2 separate regions of the Homo sapiens genome follow, and region 1 is linked to region 2. A link is an interaction called in ENCODE POLR2A ChIA-PET data of the cell type or tissue named here. Cell type or tissue: PC-9. All regions are shown on one strand. Each heading gives the region's core, and the rest is flanking DNA. Links, peaks and the distances in the headings are about the cores only. Region 1 has its middle 11 kb from the start of ARL4D. Region 2 has its middle 40 kb from the start of ETV4.

Region 1 (16,086 bases), core at 3,344-11,343, 180 kb before region 2:
TGGGGTGAGTGTGCATTGATCCGGAAGGGTGCCCAAGTGTGCGTCAGTGCTAGGGCCTGCTTGACAGAACTGCTGGGCTGGTTCTGCTGGGAACATGTGCTACCTGCCCCTCCCCCAGACACACCTGCGACTCCTCTCCCAGTCTTTTTGGGGCACAGTCCTATAGCCCAAGGACAGGTTGAGGCCCCAGTCCAGGCTGGAAAGGAACTGGCCAGAACTGACCCTCTGTCCTGCCAGGAGATCTTTCCTCCCCACCCCACCCAAATTCTGCTCTTTTGTCTTAAAATCTTCAATTATACATTTTCATTTCTTGTCACTTGGTGTACTTAGGTCTCCAGATTTGGGGGAAGAGGTGCAGAGGTGTTCCCCAATCCCTAGCAGAGGGGCCTCCAAGATGTCAGCTCCTGATTCTGGCTCTTCCAACCACACTCCTTCCCTACCTGCTTAAAACAGGTATCTTCTGCTTCCCCATGCCCAGCCCTGGGGGCGGTCAGGGATCATGGTCCACAGGAGGCCTTTGAATGTCCCAGGCTCTTCCCCAGTCCCTCTGGCCTGACTGTCCAGCTGGTGGCACTAAAGGAAGATGGGGGCTTGTGTCAGAGAGAGACGGAGAAGCCAACTGCTCTGCCAGAGTAGTGGGGAGAGGGGAACACTGGGGAATTCTGAGTAGAAAGCCACAAATTGTGGCCGGGTCAGAGTCAGGAGCTTTGGAATAATCCTCCTGCCTTGGCTCATCAAAGGGACTGGAGAGCTGGAAGGGAAGGGATCACTTCCTATCTGCAGGATGAGAGAGGGAGAGAGAACCTCTCACTCTCCAGTCCTGCCCAGAGATTCTGCATTTTGAACTCAGGGCAAGGGCAAGGAATGAGGGTGTGATCAGGATGGAGAGTGAGGTTATATTTGCCCTGTACTGGCTTCTCTATTAAGTAGGATTTCTTCGAGACCCTGGCATGGGTGCTGAGGAGCTCTTCCTTGGGGGCCAAGAGTGGTGTGGCTGAGGCTAGTTGCCTGTAAAGTTGAGGGAAACCTGCTGTAGACCCAGAGTTCCAGAGTAGAGGCCGTTTTTTTTTTTTTTTTTTCCTCCTCTGTTACCCAGGCTGGAGTGCAGCGGTGCGATCTTGGCTTGCTGCAACCTCCACCTCCCCGGTTCAAGTAATTCCCATGTCTCAGCCTCCCAAGTAGCTGGGATTACAGTCACGCACCACCATGCCTGGGTAATTTCTGTATCTTTAGTAGAGATGGGGTTTCGCCACGTTGATCAGCCTGGTCCTGAACTCCTGACTTCAAGTGATTTGCCTGCCTCAGCCTCCCAAAGTGCTGGGATTACAGGCGTGAGCCACCATGCCCAACCCCAGAGTTGAGGCTTTCTTCTGAGCTGTCCTTCCCCACCCAGCCACCCCTTCTTGCACAGGTTGGAACATAAAATCCAGATGGAAGCCTTCCTTTCCTGGAGCTCCTCATCATGAGGGCAAAGATGGCAGTGGTCCCCCACTTTCCCATGCCCTTTCCAGTCCTCTCCATGCTGCAAGGGCTCAAGGAAGACAGAGGAAGGAAAGAAGTCCCTAAGGCCCAGAGTGGGCAGTGACTTGCCCGCGGATACACGGCCACTTAGCAGTGCACCCAGCTCCTTCCTCCCAGGCCAGGTCTTTGTACTCCCAGGGCAGAGGATAGGAGGTAGGAGACAGGGAGCGAGCACAGTTATCTCAGAGCTCAGATTCCCCCCTCCCTCCCTCTTCCCTCTCCTTGATTAGATTAAGGACCAGCTTTCCGCTCTCTCACTCCCCTTCCTGGGGAGTGAGAGCTTTATCTCCTAAGCCCAGCAGAGGTCTGGCCTCAAATCTGGCCAGAAGTTCCCATCCTTCCTTTATCCTGACCACGTGTCATTGCAAGTCTTTCTTGAGATGGACACCTCCACCAGGGCCTGGGAAGTGCTGAGTTCTGCCCAAGTGCTAGGAGCACACAGGACAGCATGTTCTCTAACACAAGCCTGTTTTGAATGGGGCCAGTGGGTAGAGAGGAAAGGGAGGGAGTGAGGGTGGCAAGGGAGACCCAGGCCAGCATTCAGCTGGAAAGGGTGGGCAGTGTGGCTGCACTTCATTTCCAAGGCCATCTGTTGGGGAGTTTGTGGGTGGATGCATGAGACCTCCTCCTCTGGATGATCCAGAAGAGGGTATTCGCTGTTCCCTTAAAAAATTTTTTTGAACATGTTAGATATTCCTATTCTTTTTATTTTTTATTTTTGTAGAGATGGGGCCTTGCCCTCTTGCCTGGCCAGGGTGGTCTGGAACCCCTGACCTCAAGCGATCCTCCTGCCTTGGCCTTCCAAAGCACTGGGATTAGCAATACAAGCCACCACACCCAGCCATGTTCCTATTTTTTTTTTTTTTTTTTTTTTTTTTGAGATGGAGTCTCGCTCTGTCGCCCAGGCTGGAGTGCAGTGGCGTGATCTCAGCTCATTGCAAGCTCCGCCTCCCGGGTTCATGCCATTCTCCTGCCTCAGCCTCCTGAGTAGCTGGGACTACAGGTGCCCGCCACCACGCCCGGCTAATTTTTTTGTATTTTTAGTAGAAACGGGGTTTCACCATGTTAGCCAGGATGGTCTCGATCTCCTGACCTTGTGATCCACCCGCCTCGGCCTCCCAAAGTGCTGGGATTACAGACGTGAGCCACCGCGCCCAGCCTTTTTTTTTTTTTTTTTAAATTTTTACTTTGCCCTGAGAGTTTTTTGTTTGTTTGTTTTTGTTTTTGTTTTGAGACGGAGTCTCTCTCTGTCACCCAGGCTGGAGTGCAGTGGTATGATCTTGGCTCACTGCAACCTCCGTCTCCCAGGTTCAAGTGATCCTCCTACCTCAGCCTCTGGAGTAGCTGGGATTACAGGCACATGCCACCATGTCTGGCTAATTTTTTGTACTTTTAGTAGAGACGGGATTTTGCCATGTGACCAGGCTGGTCTCAAACTCCTCACCTCAGGTGATCCACCCGCCTTGGCCTCCCAAAGTACTGGGATTACAGGCATGAGCCACTGCACCCGGCCAGCTCCTTCTTTTTAAAAAAAATTTTCTCTCCCTCATTGGAAAAGTAATAGATCTTATAGATCTCTATGTGGAAGAAATCTAAATTTAGAAAATGAAGAAACCTAATCTCACAACTTGTTTAATGAAACATTAAAAAAAGAAAAAGAAAATGAAGAAACTGGCTGGGCACGGTGGCTCATGCCTGTAATGCTAGCACTTTGGGAGGCTGAGGCGGGTAGATCCCTTGAGCTTAGGAGTTCAAGACCGGCCTGGGCAACATAGCGAAACCCCATCTCTACAAAAAATACAAAAATTATCCAGACATGGTGGCACATGCTTGTAGTTTCAGCTACTTGGGAGGCTGAGGCAGGAGTATATCTTGAACCTGGGAGGTCGAGGCTGCAGTGAGCTAAGATTGCACCACTGCACACTAGCCTGGGGGACAAAGTAAGGTCCTGTCTAAAAAAAAAAAGAAAAAGAAGAAACTTTATAATCTCAACTTTAGAGCTAACCGTTGTGAACAGGTTTTTATATATTCTTCTGGGAATTTTTTTCTCTGCATGTACAAAAGAGGTATGTCTATAGAACATATATGGAATTATATAAAGCAAACAGTTTTGCTTTTCTCATTTATATCTTGGACATTATTCCATGCATGCCATTATTCCATTATACCACTGCCATCTTTGCCCTCATGAGGAGGGGCTTCAGAAGGGAAGGCTTCCATCTGGATTTTTCTCATTCTTTTTGATGACCACATGAGATTCCATTGTATGAATGTACCATCATTAATTAATTAAATCACTTGTTGAAGACACAGTCTGCCCACAGCCATGGTCCTCCTTGCATATATATTTTTTGGTACACTTGGGGAAGCTTTCCCATAAGATATATTCCTAGAGTTGCAATTGTTGTGTCAAAGGGTGTATGTATTTAAAGTTGTCATAGATACTGCCAAAGTTTATGTGTTTGTGTAGAGGTTGGGTGGGAGGGAAATTAAATCCAGCTTCCTCATCCTCTATTCCCAGATCTCAAGGCTTTTTCAAGCTAAGATGTGTGTATATGGTAGAGGAGACATTACAGTGCTCTTGCTTTTTTTTTTTTTTTTTCTTTTTTGAGACGGAGTTTCACTCTTGTTGCCCAGGCTGGAGTGCAATGGCGCGATCTCGGCTCACTACAACCTCCACCTCTTGGGTTCAAGTGATTCTCCTGCCTCAGCCTCCTGAGTAGCTGGGATTACAGGCATGCGCCACCATGCCTGGCTAATTTTGTATTTTTAGTAGAGGCAGGGTTTCTCCATGTTGGTCAGGCTGGTCTCGAACTCCCGACCTCAGGTGATCTGCCCGGCTCGGCCTTCCAAAGTGCTGGGATTACAGGCACGAGCCACTGCACCTGGCCTCCTTATTTATTTTTTATTTTTTTAAAATTTTTTTCACCAGAGCTGCCAGTAAAGGCGCCTGTGCTTTTTGGGAGGTAAGGAATAAAATCACCAGCAACTCAGCAGAGGATTTGCAGGGATAGCGAGTAAGCTTGGGCTCACTTTCCGGGGCTAAGGATTGAGCGCCACCTGGGACTGCCTGGCTGGTGGCGGAGGTGGGCAGATGGTGAGGACTCCCTAGCACCCAGCTTGTCACAGACGTCAGGCAGAGTGGGCGAAACAAGCCCTGAAATAGATTCCCGGGATTTGGCTTAGGGAGGAAGTGAGGCTGAGACCAAGAGTGTATGCTCTGAAGGGAACACAGAGAAGGAAACTTCAGCCCGAATGAATTGGGCAGCAGTGGAGCCCTGGACCTCCCCCATACAGACACCCCACCCCCATGTAGAGACTCCCACCAACTGCTATAGCTCAAGGACTCTTGTAAAAGGAAGCAGAAGCCTGAAGTAGCAGATATCTTGGTCACTCTGGAGTGTTTGGGGCTTGACTTAAGGCTCCTGGGAAAATCCTGGGTCTATGCCCCTCCTCAGTGGAGTGGGGAGGTGGGGAGGTGGGGAGGTGGGGAGGTGGGGAGGTGGGGAGGTGAGCAAGCGGGAGAGCTTATCTCTTTAGCAGTCCCTACCTCCTCCTATTAAATTTGTTAAATCTCATGAGAAATCCTTTGGAGGAGGGTGGGGGGACAGCTGGGTTTCAAAAGCTTGTTGAAAGTGAAGTTTGGTGCTTTTGATTGTATTTGTTTTTATAAGATTACCATTGCTTTGCATTCCAGATGCCTCTCTTATCCTTAAGGAGAGAGAAGACAGAACTGCTTACTCACTCTCTGGAACTCTCCTAGCCTGATGGGGGAGGAACAGAGCCACCAGTCTGACTTTGCAGTGCCCCAAACAGTAACCCACAAGGCAACATACAGGTTAAGACTTGGCTCTGCCACCAACTTCTGTGACTTTGACCGAGCCATTTCTAGTCTCTTGGCCTCAGTTTACTCATCTGTAAAGTGAGGGGATTGAGTAGGCAATAGCAGATCTTTTCTAGTACACTTTCTATGGTTCTCAGTACAAGGTGGGCATGGGAAGCTCTTTAATAGTCTTTCTCTCTTCATCTGTTTTTTTGTTTTTGTTTTATTTGTTTGCTTGTTTTTGAGACAGAGTTTTGCTGTCACCCAGGCTGGAGCGCAGGGATACAATCCTGGCTCACCGCAGCCTTGACCTCCCAGTTTCAAGCGATTCTCCCATCTCAACCTCCCAAGTAGCTGGAACTACTGGCATGTGCCACCATGCCCAGCTAATTCTTTTATTTTTTTAGAGACAGGGTCTCTATCAGTTAAGGTTGGAGAATTTATCTGGGAAGGCTTCCTGGAGGAGGTAAGGAAAAGAAGTCAGCTTGGAGCCAGAATTAAGTATTCTGATTAATGAGGGACCTGGAGCATTGTAGGCTTCGGAGCACCTTTTTGGCTCCACCTACTCCTCAGGAGGAAAGGCCTGAGTCTGAGGTTTAATAGATACAGTTTTGTTCCTCCTTTCCCTGTAATTACCTGGCCTGAGACACTCTCAGACTCTGTCCACCACTCCTGTCCTTCAACTCCTCCCACTGTCACCTGAGGATAGGCTGTATCTAGATTCACATTCTCTACCTCCTACTCCAGAAGAGTAGGTTGTAGGGCAGGTGTCAAAGAAGAGACTCCCAAGCTCTAGACCTGTGGTGTCCAATATGGCAGCCATGAGCCACACATGGTGATTGAACATGGGGAGTGTGGCTGGTCTGAACTGAGATATGCTGTACGTGTAAAATACACAACAGATTCAGAGCCTTCATGTGAAAAAAGAATGTAAAATTTCTTATTAATACTTTTTATATTGATTATGCATATGTTGAAGTGATACTTTTTACATAATGAGTTAAATAAAATGATTAAAATTAGATTCAGTTGTTTCTTTTTAACATTAAAATGTGGCTATCAGAAATATTAAAATTACATATGTGGCTCACATTCTTCACATTCTGTTTCTTTTCTTTTCTTTTCTTTTCTTTTCTTTTCTTTTCTTTTCTTTTCTTTTCTTTTGAGATGGAGTCTTGCTCTGTCGCCCAGGCTGGAGTGCAGTGGCGTGATGTCGGCTCACAGCAACCTCTGCCTCCGAGGCTCAGGCGATTCTCTTGCCTCAGCCTCCCAAGCAGCTGGGATCACAGGTGCCTGCCACCATGCCCAGCTAATTTTTAGTAGAGATGGGGTTTCATTATGTTGGCCAGGCTGGTCTTGAACTCCTGGCCTCGGAGTCCACCCACCTTGGCCTCCCAAAGTGCTGGGACTACAGGCGTGAGCCACTGTGCCCGGCTTCACATTCTGTTTCTACAGATAGTGCATCCACATATTTGGGGGGAAGGAGCATTATGAGTAAAAGAATGAAACACTTGTTCTCCTTTTTGTCTGAAATCAGAAGAGAAACAGGGCCAGGCGCAGTGGTTCATGTCTGTAATCCCAGCACTTTGGGAGGCTGAGACGGGAGGATTGCTTGAACTCAGAGTTCAGGACCAGCTTGGGCAACTAAAGAAGATCCTGTCTTTACAAAAAGAAAAATTAGCTGTGCATGGTGGCTCCTGTGGTCCCAGCTACTCAGAAGGCTAAGGAGGGAGGATTGCTTGAGCCTAGGAGGCAGAGGCTGCAGTCGTTGTGTTCAAACCACTGCAACTGCACTCCAGCTTCAGTGACAGAGTGAGACCCTGTCTCAGAGAAAAAAAAAAAAAGAGAAACAGACCAGAACTGTAACAGTATGGAAGGAAGGTAAATTATAGGAAGGCCTTCTTGATAGGAAGGACTGAAAAACCTGAAAGATCCACATACTTCTTTTCTTGGAAAGCTTTCAGAATAGGAGAGGACTTTGCATATCTTAAATCATTTTAAGATGGTATCTTATCATACTATGATTCTCAGTGATCCAAACTTGGTTACTTAGCAGGTGACTTTCCTGGCCTTGTTCAAGGTGTTTTCACCACACAAACAACTCTTAATTGTCTACTTGGTGATGAGCCCAGATACCTGGAATCCATAGAAAATTCCTAACATGATTTTACCCAATAGTTTCTAATCTTTCATCAGACTGCTGAGGCAGCAGCAACAGTGTTGACAGACTGAGGTTTCATCATCCTGCCCTCCCCTGCTGCCTGTCTCTGCCCACCCTCTACCCCCGGGAAAGTGCTGGAGCAGAGGGAGGGTTCAGGGAGGCAATATTGAGAAGGAACATGCCAGCTGGGGGTCTGGATAATCCACAAACTGGATTATCTGTCCCTGACTTTGCATAGATGTAAGCAGGTGGCCTATATGTAGACAGGATGTACTGGGATGAGCCATGGGCATCTGGTTAACGTGTGTGTGTATATGGGGGGGTGGTCCTACAATAAATTCCCCCACCTACTTATCTCCCATCCAGAGCATTAATTCAACCAATCACTCCTTCTTTCAATTAACCACATATAATATGAATAGTATTTAGCATTATTTACTGTAGTTTCATAGTGAGAGACTAGAATTTTTTTTTTTTTTTTCAAGACGGAGTCTTGCTCTGTCGCCTAGGCTGGAGTGTAGTGGCGCGATCCAGGCTCACTACAACCTCTGCCTCCTGAGTTCAAGTGATTGTCCTGCCTCAGCCTCCTGAGCAGCTGGGATGACAGGCTCACGCCACCAGGCCTGGCTAATTTTTGTATTTTTAGTAGAGACGGGGTTTCACCATGTTGGCCAGGCTGGTCTTGAGCTACTGACCTCATATTATCCGCCCACCTCGGCCTCCCAAAGTGCTGGGATTACACATGTGAGCTACCACGCCCGGCCGAAAAAATTTTTAAAAATCTTTATTGTGCACTGAAGGCTGACTAGGGGCTGACACAGCATCCTAGGCACTGGAGCTAAGGTGCAATTTGTACCCAAAGAAGTGTCTTAGATCTGGTTCCCTTGATGTGCAGACTGAGATGGGGATTTGGGCGGCACATGGTTTATTGTGAGGCAAACTCTCAGGAGAAGGGAGGAAAGGAAAGAGGGTGGGGCACAGAGTGGGGAAGCAAGGATGTGCTTCACAGCTGAGTCTGGTTTTGGCTTGATCCTGTGGGAAGCTCTGGGTGGACAACTGTATGACAGAAAGGATCCCACCTGAGTCAGGGAGGCTAGTTTTTTATGTCCCTGTCAGTCAGCTAATTGGCTGCCCTCTAGGCCAAGGGCAAGTCCAGAGATGGAGAGCCATTGGCAGCCAAAACTCACAGTCAGCACCGGGAATCTGGGTGGAGCACCAAGGCATCCACTCAGGGAGTAGCCTGAGAAGAGAAGAGTGAGCTGACCCGAGCAAGCACAGCCCTGATTGTTATCCACACTTGGCAACCCAGTCCTCTTTCTACTCTCACTCTCAGCCTGGCCTCAACCCTTATCTGCCCTTGTCCCACCTTCTTTCTCTTTCTGTTTCTTTTTCTTCCTCTTTCTTTCCTTCTTTCTTTCTTTCTTTTTTTTTTTTTTTTTTTGACAGCGTCTCACTCTGTTGCCCAGGCTGGAGTGCAGTGGCATGGTCACGGCTCACTGCAGCCTGGAACTCTTGGGCTCAAGCGATCCTCCCACCTCAGACTCTCTAGCAGCTGGGACCACAGGTGCACACCACCATGCCCAACTAATTACTTTTTGTAGAGACAGGGTCTCACTATGTTGCCCAGGATTCCTACTTCTGATCCTGCCTTGTCTGTCTTGAGAATGTTTATCAGGTTGAAACCTTGAGTTTCTTCAAGAGGCTCCAGGAGGCTGTGGCTACTGAGTCATTCCTTGACCTCTTTCCTTGCCTATGGGTCATCTGAGCCCCACTGTTCCCTTAGGCAGAAAACTTTGATATCCTTGGGGACATCTGACCCTAACCCCTTCTCTTGCTCTTTCTCCTTTATTGGGTGTACCCATCCCATCTCCTGTGGTGGAGAAAGGACAGTTCAAGAGAAATTCATTCTCAAGGCTTGACTCCTACTTAAACATCACAGGATACATTCCCTGGAAGGGGAAGGGTGCGTCTGTACTGGCTTCCTTAGAAACTTCAGAACAGAAAAGACGCCTCCTTTCCCTCCCCCTCCCCAATTCAAACAGGGGCTGGGAGAGAGGAAGAGATTATTGTTTCAGGGGGTGGGGGGTGTGGATGGACTGAGTGCTGAAACTTCCTTTTCTTCTGGCACAGCTCTATTTGTAGAAGTGCCAGAGTCCTGGGGAGAAAAGCAAGAGAGGGAGAAAAAGAACATTATTTGAGGGCATTTGGCTGCTCTTTTACACTCGAGATCAAACAGAGAAAATCCAGCGTCATGCCCTCCCCATCTTTCTGTCCCTAGCATGTAGATGTCCTGTGGTGTGTCTCACAAATGCACATGCACATGCATGCGAACACACACACAAACACGCACACACACCCTCGCACTGTTGAAACCAGAGCTGCTGGCTCCAGGGAGGGGAGTGAAGAAGCAGCTGTGGACAGGTATGGGTGGCCACATACCTGCCCTTCTGGGAGGTGACACTTCCATTACACCTCCACAGGTTTCATGTTGACCTCACCCTAGCTTTGGCCCAATGTTGTCAGGATGGGCAGAAGGATGGCAGAGCTCAGCTGGCCCAAAGCCAGCAAGCAAAGAGTTCTCAGCAGGCCCTTGAAGTGCCAGCAAATCAGTTCCCCCCAAGGACCAAATCTGGAGAAAACTCAGCTTAAAGCACAGCAGTAGCACACACTGGCTTCAGCAACACATATACTAAAATTGGAATGATACAGAGAGGATTAGTATGGCCCCTGCATAAGAATGATACGCAAATTGATGAAGCATTCCATATTTTTCAGTTTGTCAAGCATTTTATTCTTTTGAATAAAACCAACATGTCTATAACTTAACAAAAAAGCAGCATAGCAGCAGAGATTGGGCCTAGATCACTAGGTGAACTTCAGTGATGGCTGAGAGAAGCACCCTGGAGACTTCTTGAGGGTTGGGGGAAGCCCCCATCTTCCCTGAGGGATTTTCGGAAGGCAGGGTGCAGGCCCAGGATAAAGTTCCGGGTCTGGATTGCAGAAAGTGACCCTGGCAGCCCAAAACCTTTGGCATTGCTGAATCAGAAGGGATTTTGACTGGCCTCATGTCACCCCCAGTAGGCTGGGACTGGGGCTCTAATTGGCTGTAATTTGTTGATGAATGCAATTTGCAGCTGCCTTCTCTCTTTGTGACAGGCCTCAATTAGAGCCGCCAAAGGGATCTAGGGTGGGAGGGGGAGCTGGGATGTTGATTCCAACTCCTTCCCCTGGTCCGCTCTCAGCACTCTGCCCCATCCTGAAGCAAGAGGAGGTTCTTGAGGCTAGTTAATTGTCCCCCAGCTTGGCCGGGGAATGGTGGCTCACGCCTGTAATCCCAGCACTTTGGGAGGCCGAGGTGGGTGGATCACGAGGTTAGGAGATTGAGACCATCCTGGCTAACACGGTGAAACCCCATCTCTACTAAAAATACAAAAAATTAGCTGGGCATGGTGGCGGGCGCCTGTAGTCCCAGCTGCTTGGGAGGCTGAGGCAGGAGAATGGTGTGAACCCGGGAGGCGGAGCTTGCAGTGAGCCGAGATCACGCCACTGCACTCCAAGCCCAGGCGACAGAGCGAGACACCGTCTAAAAAAAAAACTTGTCACCCCACTTACAGTCAGTGATATAATTTTAGAACAAGTGGAGAGTGAGAAAGGTATAAAATGAAGGCTGCCTTCCTGCAGGTTGGTCTGGATGTTATGGATTTTAAAACTTGACCACGTTTCATGTTTAGTACTTTCTTATTTATTTTAGAGCTTCTGAAAATTCTATAGAAAGGAAGACTTTTGAGCTAAAATGTTTATTTCTATCTTATAGTCCTTTCTCCCTCTTACCAGATAAAGCAAAAAAAATAGAAATCAGAATGATGGGGCCGGGCGCGGTGGCTCACGCCTGTAATCCCAGCACTTTGGGAGGCCGAGGTGGGTGGATCACCTGAGGTTAGGAGTTCGAGACCAGCATGACCAACATGGAGAAACCCCATCTCTACTAAAAATACAAAATTAGCTGGGCGTGGTGGTGCATGCCTGTAATCCCAGCTACTGTGGAGGCTGAGGCAGGAGAATCACTTGAGCCCGGGAGGTGGAAGTTACAGTGAGCCAAGATCATGCCACTGCACTCCAGCCTGGGCAACAAGAACGAAATCCCATCTCAAAAAAAAAAAAAAAAGGGTAACGGGCCAGGTGCAATGGCTCACGCCTATAATGCCAGCACTTTGGGAGGCCAAGGTGGGTGGATCACTTGAGGCCAGGAGTGGGAGACCAGCATGGCCAACATGGTGAAACCCTGTCTCTACCAAAAATACAAAAAAGTTAGCCGGGTGTGATCTCAGCTACTTGGGAGGCTGAGGCAGGTGTATCACTTGAACCTGGGAGGTGGAGGTTGCAGTGAGCTGAGATTGCACCACTGCACTCCAGCCTGGGCAACAAAGTGAGATTCCATCTCAAAACAAACAAACAAACATCTAACCTGGAAGCTCAATGTGTAAAACACGACACAACTGATCCAGTTAAAGTGGAACTGGGGGCTCTGAGCCCCATTGGACTGGCCTCCTCCCTAAATCTTGCCTCTCCTACCCCTTGCCTTGGTGGCCTCCCTATGACAGCTATAAGGTTCAGTTAGATTGACCAACTCATCCCAGTTTGTCTGACTTTATTTATTTATATTTCTTCTGAGTGGCCAATGCAGCATACCAGTCCCAGCTGGCTCAATTTGTCTAGTTTTGGCACTGAAAGTCCTGCATCCTGAGAAATATCTGGAACCTGGGCAAACCAGGACAGTTTGTTGCCCTAGGTTCAACAGAGCATGGTTTGAAAACTAGTGATACAATCCCTCTGATCTACTGATGAAGATACTGAGCCCATAAGAGATGTGGTAGTTTGAAGTCCCATAGATAGATTATCATGCCCAGGAGTGACCTGCATTGGGGTGGTGAATATTGCTTCTCTGTCCCGTATCTCTGTGAGAAGTAAAACTGTCCATCGCCAAATCTCTCTTCTCCTTCAAGACCCCCTTTTATGAAGCCTTCCTTGGTTCTTCCAGAAAGAGTTGTGTTCTCTTTTCTAATTCTTCTTTTAGAGTACTTATCGGGTAGAGTTATTTTTAATCTTGGGTCTTTCCATTCAGACTGGAAGTTTCTTGGTTCCAAGTCCCATTTGTTTTCATATTCCTCAGCACCTAGTGCAGCGTCTGGCATAGAGTAGGCACTCAAAGATATTTTTAGATAGATGGATGGATGGATAGGTGGACAGTTGGATGGATTTGGAGGATAGGTGGATGAAGAGATGGATGGATAGATGAATGGATGGGTTGGAGAATGGATAGATGGAATGGATGGGTAGAGAAAATGACGGATGCATGGAAGGCTTGGTGCCTTGTTGAAGAGAGTGGCATGAAACAATTAGGAAGTTTCTAGGCAAGTTCTTCTTGCATCATTTCCCCGCTACTATGGCCATTTTCCCTGAATTCGATTTTTGGAATATCTAATGTACGTACATTCAGATGCAAGGACCAAAACAACTTCCCAAGCCAATTAGAAGTCACTTAAATGTGTCATTTTTGGATTATTTGTGCCATTGCTTTCCTCTACAGAAAGTTATGGTTTAGCTACACAAATACAATATTTGATGAGAATACCTCAAATAGGCAGCTGATGGCAATGACGAAGACTGTCTGAAAATAAAACAGCTTGAAAATATCTGACAGTGGAGAGTGTAGGAGGCAGGGACAGAGAGTAAGCCACTGGTGCAAATAGCGAGCAAGGCGATCAGGACTTGAGGACTGGAAAGGCAAGAATTATGAAAGGAGGATTCAAGACACACATTAGAAGGACTTCCCAATTATGTTTGGAAGCAAAACATTAGACTAAATGATTATTTGTGATTTTTAAAAATTTTATTTTTGAGACAGGGTCTCATTATGTCGCCTATGCTGGAGTGCAGTGGTGTGATTATAGCTCACTGCAGCCTTGATCTCCCAGGCTCAAGTGATCCACTCACCTCAGCCTCCTGAGCAACTGGGACTACAGGTGTACACCACCATGCCCAGCTATTTAAAGGAATTTTTTTTTTTTTGGCCGGGCGTGGTGGCTCATGCCTGTAATCCCAGCACTTTGGGAGGCCGAGGTGGGCGGATCACAAGGTCAGGAGATTGAGACCATCCTGGCTAACACAATGAAACCCCATCTCTACTAAAAATACAAAAATTAGCCGGGCGTGGCGGCATGTGCCTGTAGTCCCAGCTGCTGGGGAGGCTGAGGCAGGAGAATGGCGTGAACCTGGGAGGCGGAGCTTGCAGTGAGCAGAGATCGCACCATTGCACTCCAGCCTGGGCGACAGAGCGAGACTCTGTCTCAATAAATAAATAAACAAATAAATAAATAAAAGAGTTTTTTAGTAGAGATGAGGCCTTGCTATGTTGCTCAGGCTGGTCTTGAGCTCCTGAGCTCAAGTGATCCTACTGCCTTGGTCTTCCAAGGTGCTGGTACTACAGGCATGAGCCAATGCACCCAGCCTATTCATGATTCTTGACCTACTCTCTCTCAAGTAAAATTTATTGAGCATCCATTCTGACCCATGTATCAGGCTAAGCACTTTCACTTGTATTATCTCAGCCCATCATGCCTGGGGACAGGAAGATGGAGTTCACACACTCTTGATGTGCACATTTTTCTTAGACGATCTCCTCCACACCCGTGCTTTTAACCACAGAAGCTACTTTGACTCTCTGGTCCAGCTCTCCTCTTGCCCCACACCTTTCCTTTACCCTGCTGCTGACTCTCTCCCACTAGATGTCTGCAGATGCCTCCAACTGAAGGGACTCCACACAGGACTCATCTGTTTTCCCACTAAACCTTCTCCTCTGCCCAGATTCCCCATCTCTACTCATGGCACTCTCACCTGACCCACTCAACACCCAAGTCAGAACATGGGCATCAGCTCCTTTTCCCTGCCTGTGCCCCCCATGCTGGTCACCATGTCCAGTAATTCTACTTCTTAAATGCCTCGCAGATCTGTGTTTTCCTTTTCCTTCCAATGGGAGCTGCCCTAAATTCAGGTCCTCACCATTTCTCACTGGGTTACTTCCCTAGCTTCCTTTTGCTCCCTTTCTCCCCCATCTCATATTCTGGGAATCCATTCTTTACTTAGTTGCCAGACTCATTTTCCAAAATGCAAATCTGATCAGTCACACACCCTCCAAGCCTTTTGATGATACTCTAGCTGTTTTTAAAATAACATCCAAAATCCTTAGCTTCTCTGACAAGAGCCTTAACCCCTCACTCTGCCACACCAAATCCCAGTACTTGCTGGCCTATGCACTTTCATCCCCATGCCTTTTCACAGGCTACTTCTGCTGCCTAGGAATGCCTTTCCTCCCATTTATACCAATCTAATTCCTCCTCATTCCTCACGATTCAGTGTGTTAGATGTCACCTCCTCCAGGCAGACTCTCTGACTGCCCCTCTGCTCCTGAGTCTGAGTGAGCTCCCCCTCCTCTGGCCTCTCACTGTGTCCAGTGCTTGTCTCTTCTTTAGTACTGATTACGCTGTATTACAGTTGCCTGTTTCCTTGTGTGTCTCTCCCACTCAAATGTGAGATATTCCAGGACAGGTGTGCTGTCTTTCACATCTGCATTCCTTGCGCTGCATGTTTTGCCTGGCATGTAGTGTGCCCAGTAAATGTTTGTTGAGTGAATGTATGGCTGGTAGTTCTCTATAATCTACGGGCCTTTGATCTCATTCTCTCTCATAGGACAGTCAATTCAGTACAGTTTAAGATAGGACTCAAGATGTGCTGTGGAAATCAGTACATTTTTCTCTCTCTCCTTCCCTCATCTCTCTCAGAATTCGCCGGTGGCCACACCCTTGGCACAGACACAGGCAGCTCAGTCTGCAGAACGTCAGCTGGCAGCGAGCAGCCCTTCCCTTCCTCCCTGGCTCTGTCTTCGCGCTCAGCACAAATCGTTTTTCCTTTTTGGGTGTTCAGAGCTCTGATAGCAGAGGGCTGGGTGGGAGTGTGGCAGAGCGGGCTGTCTGCAGGGAGGCAGAAAAGCGGGGTGTGGGAGAGCCAAGATGTGGGTGGAAGCATTGCTATGTAGGCCCTTTTAGAGGGAGAAAGAAAATTTAGCTCCTCTTTGGGGCTGCCTGGGGCACAGCAGCTGAGATGTGCTTGTCCCCTTTTGCTCTCCGGGGGTTGGGATAACCCTGTTGATATTTAGCCTCCTTCTGAGCATTGGCAAGCCTTCTGAGAGAGAGAGGCAATGAGAGAGGGAGAGATTATGGATTTTCAAAACTGGCCCAGTACATTCCCTTGATACCAAGCCACTGGGCAGAATCTTGGGGGTCAAGCTATTGCTGTTTCCTTGTTTTGGAGAACATAGGAAAAGATAATCTGCCACATACCTCATTCATTCATTCAGTACCTGGGTGATGCCAGACACTGGGGACACAGATGAATAAGGCCCAGTGCTCCTCCTGGGGCTCACAGTATACGGGGCATGGGCTTGTAAGGAGATGTGTTACAAGTGGGCTGGGATGGTTGTGAGAGGAAAGGCTTGGCAGGCTTGGAGGAGAACAGGTCACTCCGT
Region 2 (16,086 bases), core at 3,875-11,874:
AAAGAAGAAAGGAGGAGAAAGAATGAAAGAGAATGCGGGAGGGAAAGAGAAAGGAGTGAGGAAGTGACAGAGGGAGAGGCAAAGAGCCCCTCACCCCCCAGGCAGAGGAGAGAGGGCAGAGGAGACCCTGGGCCACTTGGCCATCCGACAGTCTAGAGGATTTACAATGAAACTGGACGCGAGCTGCCCGGAACTGGCTTCTCTCTTTCATTAGAGACAGGGGATCCTGGGGAGTTCTTCATGCCTTCCGGCTGCCAGCCCACCTTGGGGCCTCCACGTTCAGATTTGGGAGAGGCCTCAGTGAGGGCTGGGAGGGAGGAAGAGGATGCCCAGGGAGGGTGGTTCTGGAAACTAGGTCTGAGCTCAGTTGGCCCAGAAGGGTGTTGGCCTGCCTGACCACTCTGGTGAACATAATGTTTTCCCATTCTCTGCTGCCCCCTCTAGAAGGCAAGCTCCAGAAAAGCAGACCTTCTCTCTGTTCTGTGTTCTCTCTGCTCCCAGTCACTAGAACAGTGCCAGACGCATAGTAGGTGTTCCATAAGTGTTTGTGGAGAGAATAGTAAATAATAGAAGTGGAAACAATTCCACTGCTTCCCCATCCTCTCCCTTGCTGCATTCAGAGCAAAGGTGGATGGACCTCCTCTCTGTTCTCAGTAAAGGCTTGTGACCCTTTACACACACACACACACACACACACACACCCGGGCAGGAGGGTCAGGAATCGCATGGCAAGCAGCTGACACTGGCTTGGCCAAATGAGAAAGGAAAATATATATGCCCCTCCTGGGACCTTCTTGTTAGGGGGTTACCATCTGCGGGCTGCCTGCTGGAAGTGCTTTAGCCTCTGGGCAGGAAGGCTGATGTTCTGCGACAAACATCCTGGCTGGGAAATCCCCTGGCCCGTAGGTCCCTAGGGCCTGGGCAGCCTCCTTCCACGCCATCCTGCCCTCTTCAGACCTTCCCCTGGCTCCTGGGCCTGAAGCCGGGCCACCTCTCTCTGCCTCTGAGGGGCTCCCCCGTGAGAGCTAGCCCAGTGCCCCTGGGGCGTCCCCTCCCTCGGAGCTCCTGTGCTGAAGTGATTAATGAGGCAGGGACAAAGCCTTTCTTACCAGCTGTGTCAACATGCCCCTTACCCCGCGGCCCTGCTAGCTACAGGTATGGGGAAGCAGCCCCCCACCCCCACACCACTGCCCTAGGCAATTGCCTCCTCCAAGCCTGTTTGCCCCTTACCTGGGCTCTCTTCAGGGTCCCAGGCCTCCCACTGGGCCATCAGTGTCTGATGGTGATGATGATGATGATGATTTTATGATGCTTACAGCACTTGATGTTTGCTGAGAGCATGACTCTCCTTTTTCTCAGCTCCTCTTTCCAGCTGCCTGAGCCAGGGGATCAGGTGTGGCTGTCTTTGGGTGACGGGGAGCAACTGGGCTACAGTTGCTGGGACTGATACTGCCTCCTCTGTGAAGCCTTCCCTGATCACCTCTAGCAGGCTTTGTGTCTATCCCTCTCCTCCCGTCCCTTTGTGTGTGGAGCTCGTCTGTTCCCCTCACTGCTTCCTTAAGGGAGGAGATTCCTTCTCTGGGTATGCATCTTTGTACCTCATCCCTCTTTCCCCACACCTCCATTCTCAAGACAGCCTAGCACGGTGCTTGGCGCGTGCTATGTGCTATGATAAATACTTATGGAATGAACCAATGACTTGTAGATCTGGAATGATCTGGAATTCCATGGCGTAGGTCTGTGTTGTCTGTGGTTCTGCAGACTGATTACCTTGTGTTTGATCTGTCTCAGACCTGCCCAGGACCACACATCCTGCCTCTGGCCCCAGCTGGTCTTTGTGGGGTTTCTAGTGGTTGCTGCCCAAGGAACTCTGTTGGGGAGGACGGTGACCTTGTGCTGGGGAGGACGATGACCTTGTGCTGGGGAGTGGTGAGGGTGCGGTGGGGATTCAGAAAGCTGGAAGCAGCCACATGCTTTTTTTTTTTTTTTTAATGAACATTACATTTTAGAATAATGTTAGACCTATAGAAAAGCTGCAATGATAGCACATAGTTCTCATATACCCTTTACCCAGTTTCCCCTCATGGTAACATATTATGTAACTCTGGTACTTTTGTCAAAACTGAGAAATTAACGTTGGTACATTACTAGTAATTAACTCCAGTCTTCATTTGGATTCCACCAGTTTTTCCATTAATATCTTCATTCTGTTCCAGGATCTAATCCTGGATACAGCATTGTATTTAGCCTGCATGATTTTGAAGATGGTGTTTTATGTAATATGCATGCAAGTGTTGCTCTCTTCCTTATAACCTATCCGAGTTGTTTTTAGGTAAGAATAAAGGTTCTCCCTGCCAAACATTTCAGTAAAATATTGCCACCATGTTTATTTATTGTGGCTTTTTAGACTGTGCTGCATACTGCCACATGCTCTGTGGAGGGTGAAGCACCATTTTCAAAGGACAGTCTTAGGCCGGGCATGGTGGCTCACGCCTGTAATCCTACCACTTTGGGAGGCCGAGGTGGGCAGATCACTTGAGGTCAGGAGTTCGAAACCAGCTTGGCCAACATGGTGAAACCCCGTCTCTACTGAAAAAAATGCAAAAAAATTAGTCGGGCGTGGTGGCGGGTGCCTATAATCCCAGCCACTTGGGGGGCTGAGGCAGGAGAATTGCTTGAACCCAGAAGACAGAGGTCGCAGTGAGCTGAGATCTGGAGCGCCACTGCACTCCAGCCTGAGTGACAGAGCAAGACTCCATCTCCAAAAAAAAAAAAAAAAAAAAAAGACTCTAGGCATTTTTTGTATTCACAGCAGTAAAATCTCTGATTGCAGCTCTGATTTGAGCAAGAAGTAGGGATCATTGGCTAGTGTAGGGCTGGGAAGAGCAGAGGGGCAGTGGGAAAGGATGTATATTTGGGGACGATTTGAGGGGTAGAAGGTTCTCCAGGTGGGAGGCGACATGGTGTTTGAGTTGTGAGTGGAATAAATGTCCCGGGGTCCCCTGGTTCACTGGTCCCAGCTTTGTCTCTTCCTATTTGCTTATCTGTCTTTTCACGTGTATCTATTTGGTGCATCACAGTTGGTCCTGCTTTTGCTTGCATTCCTGGTAAACTGGAATAATTAGAGTTAAATTTTCAATTAGAATGTTAGCGGATGTTCTGTTAATAATAACAGTGGCGAACATTCCACCTCACTTTAAGCTTCCTGTGGAGCTAGGTCCTTGGAGTCCAGAAGGGCTGGAGGAGAAAGAAGCCGGAATACAGGAGGGGTGATGGGTCAGCTAAGGTCCCCACTCTTTGGCCTCCTCCACAGACTGGCTCCCTTTGTGGTTTGCACGTCTCTGAACAATGTCTGCTGATGTTGTCTTCCACACACACTGGCTTCTAATTCTCTCTCTCTGTTGCTTAGGCTAGTCTTGAGCTCCTGGGACCAAGGGATCCTCCTGCCTTGCCCTCCCAAAAGTGTTGAGGTTACAGGCGTGAGCCACTGCTCCTGACCCTGGTTTCTAATTATAATTGCCTCAAAAGGTTGGCAGGCTGGTGGGGCTACGGGAGGGTGTGGGAGGTATAGCACTTGGAATCTGGTTTTGGAATTCTTCCTATTTTTGAAAATATAGCCAGTGACATCTGGGAGAGTCCAGCTGAAGGCTGGAGGGCAGGGAGAGGGGACTGAAGACCTTTCCACTGTGCTGGGGACAGGACACCCTGCTGGGTGGGCCTGCGGTCCAAGGTCCAGGACACTCCCTCGGGCTTACATCCAAGGTCTCCCCAGGCCTGGCACTTACTGGAGGAGGCGGGCTCCTAAAGGCCAGCACGCAGTCAGCACACCAGGAGGGCACTGAGCATGGGCATCTCCTGAGCCCTCTGGAGAGGAGGCAACTCCTTTGATCTCTGGGTGGAGGGAGCCATGATGTGTGTAGTGGGGGCAATGGGCATTCACCACCATCTTCTTCCTAATTCTCTGCTACAGATTCTCTTCCTGATCTTCATGCAATAATCTCAAATGTCTATAAGAGGTGATCACTACCATAAGAACCCTTGAATAGTGGTTCAAAGCCTTGTCATTTCCCATCCCTAGTTGTTCCCCCAATTCAGACCATGTCATCAGGCAGTTGGCTTAGAAAGAAACATTTATTTATTTATTTATTTAGAGACAGAGTTTCGCTCTTGTTGCCCAGGCTGGATTGCAATGGTGTGATCTTGGCTCACTGCAACCTCCGCCTGCTGGGTTTGAGCGATTCTCCTGCCTCAGCCTCCTGAGTAGCTGGGATTACAGGTGCCCGCCACCACACCCGGCTAATTGTTTTGTGTTTTTAGTAGAGACAGGATTTCACCATGTTGGCCAGGCTGGTCTTGAACTCCTGTCCTGAAGTGATCCACCCACCTCAGCCTCCCAAAGTGCTGGGATTACAAGCGTGAGCCACCGCGCCCGGCCAGGAACATAGATTTATTGTGCCAGACATGCTTTGGGGTATCGCCTGCTCATTCCAGCCTCTGTAGGAGGGACCAGGCTAAACAGTGTTGGTGTCCTAAGTCCCTGTCTCTGCTCACTGCCCCCAGTGATTGGAGCAGAGGTGGGCAGTTTATCTAAAGACGGCCAACTACAGCCTGGCTAGTGACCCAAAGCCCTGCCCTGAACCAGGAGCTGGGTCAGTCACATTCCTGTCTCAACTGGGAAACAGAAGTTGGACCCACTAGCAGGTGGGATAGTAGTTGAAAGAGATTCCAAGAGGTTGAGGATGAAAAGCCAAAGCCTTATTAAGCCAAAGTGACAAGGGAAGTGAGAAAACAGAGTGAAAGAAGCTGTTGGCAGAGAGAGGAGAACAAGAGGACAGATGTCCAGAGAGAAGCAGAGTGACCACGAGTCAGGGGCCAACCGCCGTCACCCTTCTCAGTGGCTTTCCCATTCCCATTCTGTTTCTAAACTGCTAGCCACATATATCCTTGCCACAAACTCCCCTTTTCCTTGAGGTGACTTAAGGGGACCTCTGTTCCTTGTAGATAAATGAGCCAGACCAGAATAGAGATCTGTCTTGCCCACTCCTGGGAGCCTTGTTCCCACCTTCCAGCATCCTTCAGATGGTGAGATATTCTCTAGAACTTTGAGTTGGAACAGGGAGTGTGTTTCTCATGCATAATTTGTACCATGCTTCTGGTGGATTATGTGGGAAATGGGTTCTGGGGGTCTGACTGGGGAACCTAAGCACCATGAGAGAAAACGAGTCTTGAATTTTGACCAAGGCTCTCTGTGGCTGGGGTCTGAACAGGGTGCTCCTGTGCTGCCCAGTTGGGATCTCACTTCTCTTTCCATTGCGTCTCGAATCTAAAATGCTACCCAAGTCTCTCTCACTTTCTAAAGCCTGCTCATTTTCTCGCTACCTCTGGACCCTGTGGCTCCCACATACTACCACCTCTTTCCTCTTTCCCCAGAACTTATCGAAGGAGCTGTCCACACTCACTGCCTCCACTTCCTCACCTCCCATGGATTCCTCAACTCGCTTTCCACCCTTCCATGGAAATGATCTGTGGTTTAATGAGGTGCAGACTTTGGTCAATTTTGAAATTGCTCTTGCTAAAGTCATCAATGGCCAACTTGTCTTCAAACTACGGCTTGGTTCTTGTCCTCATGCTCTTCTCGCTCTGGTGGGTGGAACCCTTTCTCCTCTTTTCGTTTATAAGCTCTCCTGGTCTCCTGGATGTCACTCTTTCCTGCTCTTCCTCCCAGATCTCCCTTGCTGCCCCCTGGTCTCCCTTATTTCTTCCACTTTCCACTGTTGGCTTCTCACCTTCAGCTGTCTTCTCCCTCTAAACTCTCCCCGGGTCAGCTCACCCAGGCTCATATACCCTCTGCTCACACAGCAGTATCTCCAGCCTAAACTTTTCCCTGAGCCCTAAGCATATCATATCTCATCTGATCATTTTATCAGAACAATCTTCCATGCATGTCTGAGTCAACAAATCCCACAGACGAGCACATCTTCTGCTCCCCAACTTGTGCCTCCTCCCGTATTTACCTATTCGTATACGGTTACCACTATGTAAAATTGCCCAAATGAGAAAACTGGAAATCAAGCTAGACTCCTTTCTCATCCTCACCCTGCACATATAGTTACTCACTAAGTTGTATAGCTTCTTACCAGAAATCTCACTAAACTCCATCCCTGCTCTCTGTTTCCACCAGCAGTGCCTTGGTTCAGGCCTTTATCATTCCTCCCTGAATTAATGCAAAATATCCCAACTGACTTTTCTACCTCCCCACACTTCCAGTTTCAATCCCTCCTTTCCATGGTTGCCAGCATTCTCTTTCAAAAAACAGATCAAAACATGCCATCTTCTGTCTATAAGCTTCCAGAGTCTCCCCATTGCCAACAGAATAAAATCCCATTTTTAATCTCAGCATTCAAGGCCTTTCATAGTCTATGCTGAGTTTATTTCACCTGCCACCCCAGCCCATCACCTACTTTTTAATTTTAAAAATTTTAAATTAAAAAATTTTAATTAAAAAAAACTGTTTTGTAGAGACAAAGTCTCATTATGACGCCTAGGCTAGTTTTGAAATCCTGGCCTCAAGAAATCCTCCTACCTCAGCATCTCAAAGTGCTGGGATTACGGGTATGAGCCACCAGGCCTGGACCCATCACCTACTTTTACTGTATGCTTTGCTCAGCCTCCTGGCCTGTAATCACAATGCTTTCTTTCACACTCTGCCTTAGCACATACAGGTTCTTGTCTGAAAAGTGCTAGTCCGTCTGTCTCGCACAATTCTACTTGTGTCCTACTCTGCGAAATCCCTCCCCACTATCAGCTAAATAGTTGTCCTCTCTAAATTTCCACATTCCTTTATCTTCAAAGAGCACACATAGCTTCGTATTGCAGTTATTTTTCTTTATCTATCTCACTGTACTAGGCTGTAAATATTTTGAGGCCAAGGATCATGTCTGACTCAACCAATGCCTGGCAGTGTCTGGCATATATAGTCAGTGGATGCCTATTACTGAAGAAATTAACGAATGAACAAATGAATGAGTGATTTTGGTTTCTGGGCCTACGTCTTTCTTTTTTTTTTTTTTTTTTTTTGAGACGGAGTCTGGCCCTGTCACCCAGGTTGGAGTTCAGTGGCGCAATCTTGGCTCACTGCAAGTTCCGCCTCCTGGGTTCACGCCATTCTCCTGCCTCAACCTCCCAAGTAGCTGGGACTGCAGGTGTCCGCCACTACACCCGGCTAATTTTTTTGTATTTTTAGTAGAGACAGGGTTTCCCCATGTTAGCCAGGATGGTATCGATCTCCTGACTTCATGATCTGCCCACCTCGGCCTCCCAAAGTGCTGGGGTTACAGGCATGAGACACCGCACCTGGCTCCTGGGCCTATCTCTTCCTAGGCTGTGAATATAAACTGTGGTGAGTAGGGCTTGGGAATACATCTCACACCCTGTTTGTCAACATTTCCCCAGGACAATGCCTGGCACAATGCTCTCAGTGCTGATGCATTGGATGTGCAAAAGGTCCTGGGTTCAGGCCAATTTAGATTTCTTTGGCATGAAGAGCAGCAAATTAACATTCCTCTCTCCCTATTACAGATGAGACAGATGAGCTTAGAAATCTTAAACAACTCAGCAGGCTGGGCGCGGTGGCTCACGCCTATAATCCCAGCACTTTGGGAGGCCGAGGCGGGTGGATCACGAGGTCAGGAGATCGAGACCATCCTGGCTAACACGGTGAAACCCCATCTCTACTAAAAAATACAAAACATTAGTCGGGCGTGGTGGTGGGTACCTGTAGTCCCAGCTGCTCGGGAGGCTGAGGCAGGAGAATGGCGTGAACCTAGGAGGCGGAGCTTGCAGTGAGCCGAGATCGCACCACTGCGCTCCTGCCTAGGCGACAGAGCGAGACTCTGTCTCAAAAAAAAAAAAAAAGAAAGCTTAAATAACTCGTCCTAGGTGTATGGTGGCATCAGATAATCTAAGGGACAGGGGCATTAGGGGTTACTGACCAATGTGGAGCCCTCAGCACACATGGAATGATTGTGATCCCAAGCAGAATTAATGTGGGCACATTGTTCTCTGCAGGCTGTAGGTCTTCTCACTGGGGCTTGTATTCCAGGAAGGGGCCTTCTCTGGCTGGCCCAGATTTAGAGTGAGGGGAGTGAGGAACTCACCACAGGCCCAAAATGTAAGGGGCACCGAGTAATCAAGATAAATAAAATTTAATGCATTTTTTTTTTCTTTCAGAGACAGGGTCTTGTTCTGTGCCTCAGGCTGGAATGCAGTGGCACAGTTATGGCTCACTGCAGCCTGGAACTCCTGGGCTCAAGCAATCCTCCTGCCTCAGCCTCCTGAGTAGCTGGAACTACAGGCATGTGCCACCACGCCCAGCTAATTTATTTATTTTTTGTAGAGACAGGTTCTTGCTATGTTTCCCAGGCTGGTCTTGAACTCCCGGCCTCAAAAAATTTTCCTGCCTAGGCCAGGCATGGTGGCTCACGCCTGTAATCCCAGCACTTTGGGAGGCCGAGGCAGGCCGATCACAAGGTCAGGAGATTAAGACCATCCTGGCTAACATGGTGAAACCCCGTCTCTACTAAAAATACAAAAAATTAGCCAGGTATGGTGGCAGGCACCTGTAGTCCCAGCTACTAGGGAGGCTGAGGTAGGAGAAGGGCGTAAACCCAGGAGGTGGAGCTTGCAGTGAGCCGAGATTGCGCCATTGCACTCCAGCCTGGGCAACAGAGCGAGACTCCATCTCAAAAAAAAACTTTTCCTGACTCAACCTCCCAAAGTGCTGGGATTACAGATGTGAGCCACTGTGCCTGGCCTAATGCAATATTTTTGTTGTCAGTAAACTACAGTCTGTGAGCTGGCTGCCTGTTTTTTAAAACAAGGTTTTATTGGAACCAAGACTGAGATTAGGGTGAGGTGAATGAGACACGATATTGAGGGAAGGGTTGGATCTTGTGTTTATTTGAAATCTTAATATTTTGTTCATCATCAATTTTTACATTAATTTTGATTTTTTTTTATTTTGAGATGGAGTCTCGCACTGTTGCCCAGGCTGGAGTGCAGTGGCGCGATCTTGGCTCATTGCAAGCTCCGCCTCCTGGGTTCACGCCATTCTCCTACCTCAACCTCCCTAGTAGCTGGGACTACAGGCACCCGCCACCATGCCCGGCTAATTTTTTGTACTTTTAGTAGAGACAGGGTTTCACCGTGTTAGCCAGGATGGTCTTGATCTCCTGACCTCATGATCCACCCGCCTTGGCCTCCCAAAGTGCTGGGATTACAGGCGTGAGCCAATGCACCTGGCCAATTTTGATTTTTAAAAATTGCGTTAAAGTATTATCTATCTTGGACCGGGCACAGTGGCTCATACCTGTAATCCCAGCACTTTGGGAGGCTGAGGCAGGTGGATCACCTGAGGTCAGGAGTTGGAGACCAGCCTGGCCAACATGGTAAAATCCCGTCTCTACTAAAAATACAAAAATTAGCCAGGCATGGTGGTGATGCATGCCTGTAGTTCCAGCTACTAGGGAGGCTGAGGTGGGAGAATCGCTTGAGCCTGGGAGGCAGAGGTTGCAGTGAGCCGAGATCATGCCACTGCACTCCAGCCTGGGGAACAGAGTGAGATTCCATCTCAAAAACAACAAAAAAGTATTATTGTATTTGTCACTTTTCACGCTGCTGATAAAGACATACCTGTGACTGGGCAAATTACAAAAGAAAGAGGTTTAATAGAGAATTCACAGTTCCACGTGGCTGGGGAAGCCTCGCAATCATGGAAGAATGCAAGGAGGAGCAAGTCACATCTTACACAGATGACAGCAGGCAAAAAGAGAGAGCTTGTGCAGGCAAACTTCTGCTTTTTTTTTTTTTAAACCATCAGATCTCATGAGACTCATTCAGTATCACACGAACAGTGCAGGAAGATCTACCCCCATAATTCAATCACCTCCCACTGGGTTCCTCCCATGACACGTGGGAATGGTGGGAGTTACAATTCAAGATGAGATTTGGGTGGGGACACAGAGCCAAACCATATCAGTTATCTATCTTGATTTCTGAGTTTTGGGGCACTCCCTTAAGTTGTGTTGGAGGCAAATGCCTTAATTGTCTCTTAGGGCCTTCCCCCATTGTACCGTGGGTTCTAAGATGGGCAGCTGCCAGTAAAGACTGGGCCCTGGGGTTCAGTTCCCTTGGTTCCCTGGCTGACTGCAGCCCCAAGCAGCCTGGACAAAACAGCTGTGGGCAGATACTTCCTGTCCCTCAGGAATTGTTGCATGAGGTTTTGGTTTGGCTTCTTTAGGAAATTAGGTCTCCCTTCATCCACTGGTGTTTCTTTGTTGAACAGCTGTCATCAGCCAGCCACCAAACGTGACAGAATTGGGTTTCTCACACTGTTGCCCAGGCTGGGGTGCAGTGGTGCAAACATGGCTTACTGCACCCTCAATCTCCCAGGCTCAAGTGATCCTCTCATCTCAGCCCCACCAAGTAGTTAGGATTACAGGTGTGCACCACCACACCTGGCTAATTTTTGTACTTTTTGTAGAGAAGGGGTTTCACCATGTTGCCCAGGCTGGCCTCAAACTCCTGAACTCAAGTGATCTGCTTTCCTTGGCCTCCCAAAGTGCTGCAATTACAAGCACCGGCCTGGCTTCTAAATGTCTTCTAAAGCCTGCCCTCCTCTGCATCCCCACTGCCCTGCTTGTCAGCCCTGCTCTCTTCTGACTGTCCTCCTGCCTCCAGCCCCACCCCTTTCCACACCAGCCTTCACAGTGCCACCAGGGTCACCTGGACAAAGTGCACATATCCCCTTGGTGTTTCCCTGCTCAACTCTCCAGTGCCCTCGGCACGGAGTCCCAATGCAAAGGCAGTTTCACCAATGCCCTGACCTGACAGACTTTCTCCTTGATCAAACCTGAGTCAGGGTCCTCTGGGTCCTCTTTTTGACAGCATCTTGACCTTGGGCTGTGTCCTTGGGCAATTTAGTCCAGTTGTAGCATGAATCCTGCCAGGCCCATTTAGCAAAAATCCCCTATCCTTCCTATCTGATGAAATTCCTCATCCTCCACCCTTGATATCGCATCACCCTGGCCTGCCTTCAGCAGGAATCCCCTGGCCTGAATGCTTCTCCTTAGTGATTTTCCATCCACTGACCCCACCCTGTTCCTTGGCTATAAATCTCCACTTGTCCTTGTTGTCTTTGATCGCTTTTCCCTATTGCCAAACCCCAGTGTAGCAGCCCCGCCCCCCTTAAATAAGATCTTCCTTACTGTCTTTAATAAGTGTTAAGAATAATTTTTTCTCAGCCGGGCACGGTGGTTCATGCTTGCAATCCCAGCACTTTGGGAGGCTGAGGCGGGTGGATCAGCTGAGGTCAGGAGTTTGAGACCAGCCTGCCCAACATGGTGAAAACCCATCTCTACTAAAAATATAAAAACTAAAGGCGGGCGTGGTGGTTCGTGCCTGTAAGCCCAGCACTTTGGGAGGCTGAGGCAGGAGGATCACAAGGTCAGAAGATCGAGACCATCCTGGCTAACATGGTGAAACCCCGTCTCTACTAAAAATACAAAAAATTAGCCTGGTGTGGTGGCGGGCGCCTGTAGTCCCAGCTACTCAGGAGGCTGAGGCAGGAGAATGGCGTGAACCCAGGAGGCGGAGCTTGCAGTGAGCCGAGATCGCGCCATTGCACTCCAGCCTGGGTGAGAGTGTGAGACTCTGTCTCAAAAAAAAAAAAAAACCATATATATATATATAGTTTATATATATGGTTTATATATATAGTTTATAGTTTATATATATGGTTTATATATATAGTTTTTATATATATAGTTTATATATACATATATATATAAACTAGCCGGGGGTGGTGGTGGATGCCTGTAATCCCAGCTACTCGGGAGGCTGAGGCAGGAGAATTGCTTGAACCCAGGAGACGGAGGTTGCAGTGAGCCAACACGGTGCCACTGGACTCTAGCCTGGGTGACAGAGTGAGACTCTGTCTCAAAAAAAAAGAATAATTTTTTCTTTAACAGAACAAATTGCCTCCCTGAGTCGGACCAGCTGCCCGTGGATCCTACGCTGCAGTCACACCAGACTCCTCATGTTGTGGGGTAAGTGTGTCCCCTTTCTTTCCTGCTTCTGTCTTTATACACACAGTCCCTTTCCTTTGATACGTTTTCTCCTCTCGTCTGCCTCTGAGCCAGCCCCAAGAGTCTTCTCCGTGCTTCCTGACTCCTCTCTGCTTAGCTGTTACCCCATTTGTTCCTCTGCACCATAGTTAAACCTATTTACAGGTCTGTGTCCCCCACCAAACTGTGAGCTCCTTGAAGGCAGGCGATGTCCATTTTGTATCCCCCCGAAAACCATCCCCCTACCCCCAGTACAGACTCTGGCACAAAATAGGCATTAAGTAAATGAATGAAGGAATGAATGGATGGAAAGGATGCCATTGTAGGGGGGAAAGAGTAATATCTATTACTTTTATTTAAAAAAAACTTTTAATTTCCACTTCTAGGCATATATCTTTTCCTTATCTGTCACAAAGTTCATGGCTTGAGATCCCTATAACAAAAGATAGATTAACAAGAGAAAAGCATACACATTTATATAATAAGTTTCCGTGACATGGGAGATGAAGACCCAGGGAAATAGGGAATACTGTGTATATTTTATGCTTAGGTTTAATGAGGAGTAGAGCGTTGTGTAGAAACATGATGGACGAGGCCAGGCGTGGTGGCTCACGCCTGTAATCCCAGCACTTTGGGAGGCCGAGGCGGGTGGATCACTTGAGGTCAGGAGTTCAACACCAGCCTGGCCAACAGGATGAAACCCCGTCTCTACTAAAAATACAAACAATTAGCTGGGCATGGTAGCGCACGCCTGTAATCCCAGCTACTCGGGAGGCTGAGACAGGAGAATTGCTGGAACCCAGGAGGTAGAGGTTGCAGTGAGCGGAGAACACACTACTGCACTCCAGCCTGGGAGACAGAGCGAGACTCCATCTCAAAAAAAAAAAAGAAGAAGAAATATGATGGAAGAAAGGGGGTATGATCTAATAGTAATCAACTTGGGGGAGCTTAGCAAGGCCTGTTTCTTCAGATTCTTCTCTGCTTCTTCATTCCTTTCCTCTGGATATAGGGAGGACCCCTCTGGAATGAGGGTCTTATGACCTACTTTAGAAGAAAGACAGAAAATTCTTTCATGATCTGCTTCAGGGGAGAATAGTAGCAGCAAGTCAGAGAGATCTTCCTCCTTCTGCTGCTTTTGCCGAGGTGCTGTATTTTGGGGTAGCATGTCCTGAACTCCATCACCATCTTGTTTGCCCCTTTAGGATCTGCCAGCAAGATTTTGAGCAAAATCCTAATCTCTGGCCTCATTTTAGAGCTTGTAGCATCAGGTTTGGAGGCTAGGGGTTCCTGGTGCCCCAGCACCAGAGAGGAGGGTGAGAAGGCCACCTTGGGAGAGCTGGGCCATTTCAGGGGAGGAAATTAAAACTAAATTGCATTAATTGGTTTTCATATTGAACCCTGCTTCTTAAGTGTGCTAAATGTCTGGTTAAACAAATAGCTAAAAAGATAGAATCACTTTGCTATCATTTTTTGTGGTAAGGGAAAAGACAAAAAAACAAAGATGTTGATTTAAGATATAGCCTAGGGCTGGGGGGCTGGGGGAAACCTGGTGAAGGCTCCTGTTGTTTGGGGTCGGAGGTCGCAGGAGCAGCGGCTGCCTGGGGATCAGGCTCAAGGTTCTGGAATGATGGAAAAACCTGGCCTGACGCTTTTCCTCAGCGGACCCTTCACTGGCTAACAGGAGCCAGCTGAGCGAACACAGAGGCGCTGTAACCGGCGCAGATCCCAGCTTCCTCTGAAATTTCCAGGCCTCTTTTTTCCTGTCGGATTCCAGACAGATGAAATTTTCCTGGCCCCGGCCCATTCCTGGCAGCATCTCCCCTCTGAATCATCATAAATCAGGGCTTGGCGGGGAGCGGTGGGATTTTCCTGATTTTCCTGATCGACACGCTGCTGCCCTGGTAAAATGGGGCTCCGTTTCCAAGGCTAAAAATAGCTCTGGGGTGCTTGCCTGAGTTCTCCCCATCGCAAGTTGCTGCTTCGTATTGTAAATATTCATATCTGTCTATGATTATTATTTCATCGAGAAGGGCTGTGGACGTGCAGATGCGGGCCGCTGGGGGCCTCGGTGGTCTGAAGTGACACCATTGTTCACAGGATCATATGCGGGGGCCTGTGCATTCCTCAAAGCCTCCATCATCCAAGGAGCCCCCAATTAATTTCAATACAAACACCGGATATGGCCTCCCCCGCGCCTTTGCAGCCATAACACATGAGGTCATGCTGCTTTGGTTAACCCGAGGAGTTGCAGAGTGAGATGGGGAGGCTTCTAGGCCCCAGGGGAGGCCTGGGGTATCTGCCCTGCCTGGTTTAGGCGAGGCTGTTTACTGCAATGGGGTCTACGGCACACCCACACTCTCTCGCCTTCCTTCACTCAGAAACTGAAATCTCTGATTCCCGATGTCTCTTCCCAGCCACTCTCCCCATCTCTAGCCACTTGGCTGCCAACCCACCACCCACCCCTGTGGTTCTTTGCAAACTCCTTACCCTCCGTGCTCTTGCATACACAGCTTCATTCACCTGGGGCATCTTTTTACCTCTTCATCAGGCTCCTTCTGGAAGATTCACCTCAGGAGTTTCTTCCTTCAGGAAGCATTTCCTGATCACTCCATTCAGGGTTAAGTACTGTTTTCTTGGCTGGGAGCAGTGGCTCATGCCTGTAGTCTTGGTACTTTGGAAGACGGAGGCAGGCGGATCACTTGAGCTCAGGAGTTCGAGACCAGTCTGGCCAACATGGTGAAACCACATCTTTACTAAAAATACAAAAATTAGCTGGGCACAGTGGTGCATGCCTGTAATCCCAGCTACTCGGGAGGCCGAGGCAGGAGAATCGCTTGAACACAGAAGGTGGAGGTTGCAGTGAGCCGAGATTGCGCCAATGCATTCCAGCCTGGGTGACAGAGTGAGACTCCATCTCAACAACAACAACAAAATTAAATTTAAAAAAAAAGTACTTGCTGGGCGTGGTGGCTCGCGCCTGTAATCCCAGCGCTTGGGGAGGCCGAGGCTGGTGGATCACCTAAGGTCAGGAGTTCAAGACCAGCCTGGCCAACATGGTGAAATCCCATCTCTACTAAAAATACAAAAAAGTAGCTGGGCATGGTGGCAGGCGCCTGTGATCCCAGCTACTCAGGAGGCTGAGTCAGGAGAACTGCTTGAACCCGGGAGGCAGAGGTTGCAGTATGCCGAGATCATGCCATTGCACTCCAGCCTGGGCAACAAGAGCAAAATTCCATCTCAAAAAAAAAAAACTACCACTTTCAGCCGGGCAGGGTGGCTCACGCCTATAATCCCAGCACTTTGGGAGGCCGAGGTAGGTGGATCACAAGGTCAGGAGATCGAGACCATCCTGGCTAACACAATGAAACCCCATCTCTACTAAAAATACAAAAAAATTAGCCAGGCGTGGTGGTGGGTGCCTGTAGTCCTAGCTACTCAGGAGGCTGAGGCAGGAGAATGGCGTGAACCTGGGAGGCGGAGCTTGCAGTGAGCCGAGATCACTGCAACTGCACTCCAGCCTGGGCAACAGAGGGAGACTCTGTCTCAAAAAAAAAATTCCACTTTCTCTTCTGTGTTCCTACAGCTTATTGATTCTCAAACATTAGCCCTCATCAGAATCGCATGGAGGGTTTGCTAAAACACCGATTGCTGGGCCCCTCCCAGTTTCAGAATCAATAGGTCTGAAGTAGGGCTTGCACATTTGCATTTCTAACAAGATCTCAGGAGACACTGATGCTGCTACAGCCCCCTGTGATCACTTCCTCCATTGGTGGAACTTACCCTGCTGTGCTGCAATTACCCGCCTTTTTCTTTTCTTTTCTTTTTTTTTTTTTTGTTTGAGACAGGGTCTCACTCTGTCACCCAGGCTGGAGTGCAGTGGCGCCATCTTGGCTCACTGCAACCTCTGCCCCTGGGTTTAAACAATTCTCCTGCCTCAGCCTCCCGAGTAGTTGGGATTACAGGT

Evidence for each region. Peaks named below come from ENCODE experiments on the same cell type or tissue, not always from the same donor. Only the 100,000 strongest peaks of a DNase experiment are listed, where the experiment ranks them.
Region 1: POLR2A ChIA-PET joins it to region 2 with 30 read pairs; 4 of 35 experiments call an interaction of 5 or more read pairs at or near these places.

The regions. Positions count from the first base shown.
Region 1 is chr17:43,402,254-43,418,339 of GRCh38, forward strand. It overlaps the pseudogene RNU6-470P. Among named protein-coding and RNA genes, the nearest start is that of ARL4D, 11 kb to the left of the region's middle. RefSeq lists an enhancer at 4,119-4,619. In PC-9, for the core only: no CTCF peak of the experiment used is centred there; a DNase peak (open chromatin) is centred at 7,488; H3K27ac peaks cover 1,938 bases.
Region 2 is chr17:43,578,062-43,594,147 of GRCh38, forward strand. No RefSeq gene overlaps it. Among named protein-coding and RNA genes, the nearest start is that of ETV4, 40 kb to the left of the region's middle. RefSeq lists enhancers at 918-967, 948-1,565, 14,122-14,621. In PC-9, for the core only: no CTCF peak of the experiment used is centred there; a DNase peak (open chromatin) is centred at 7,490.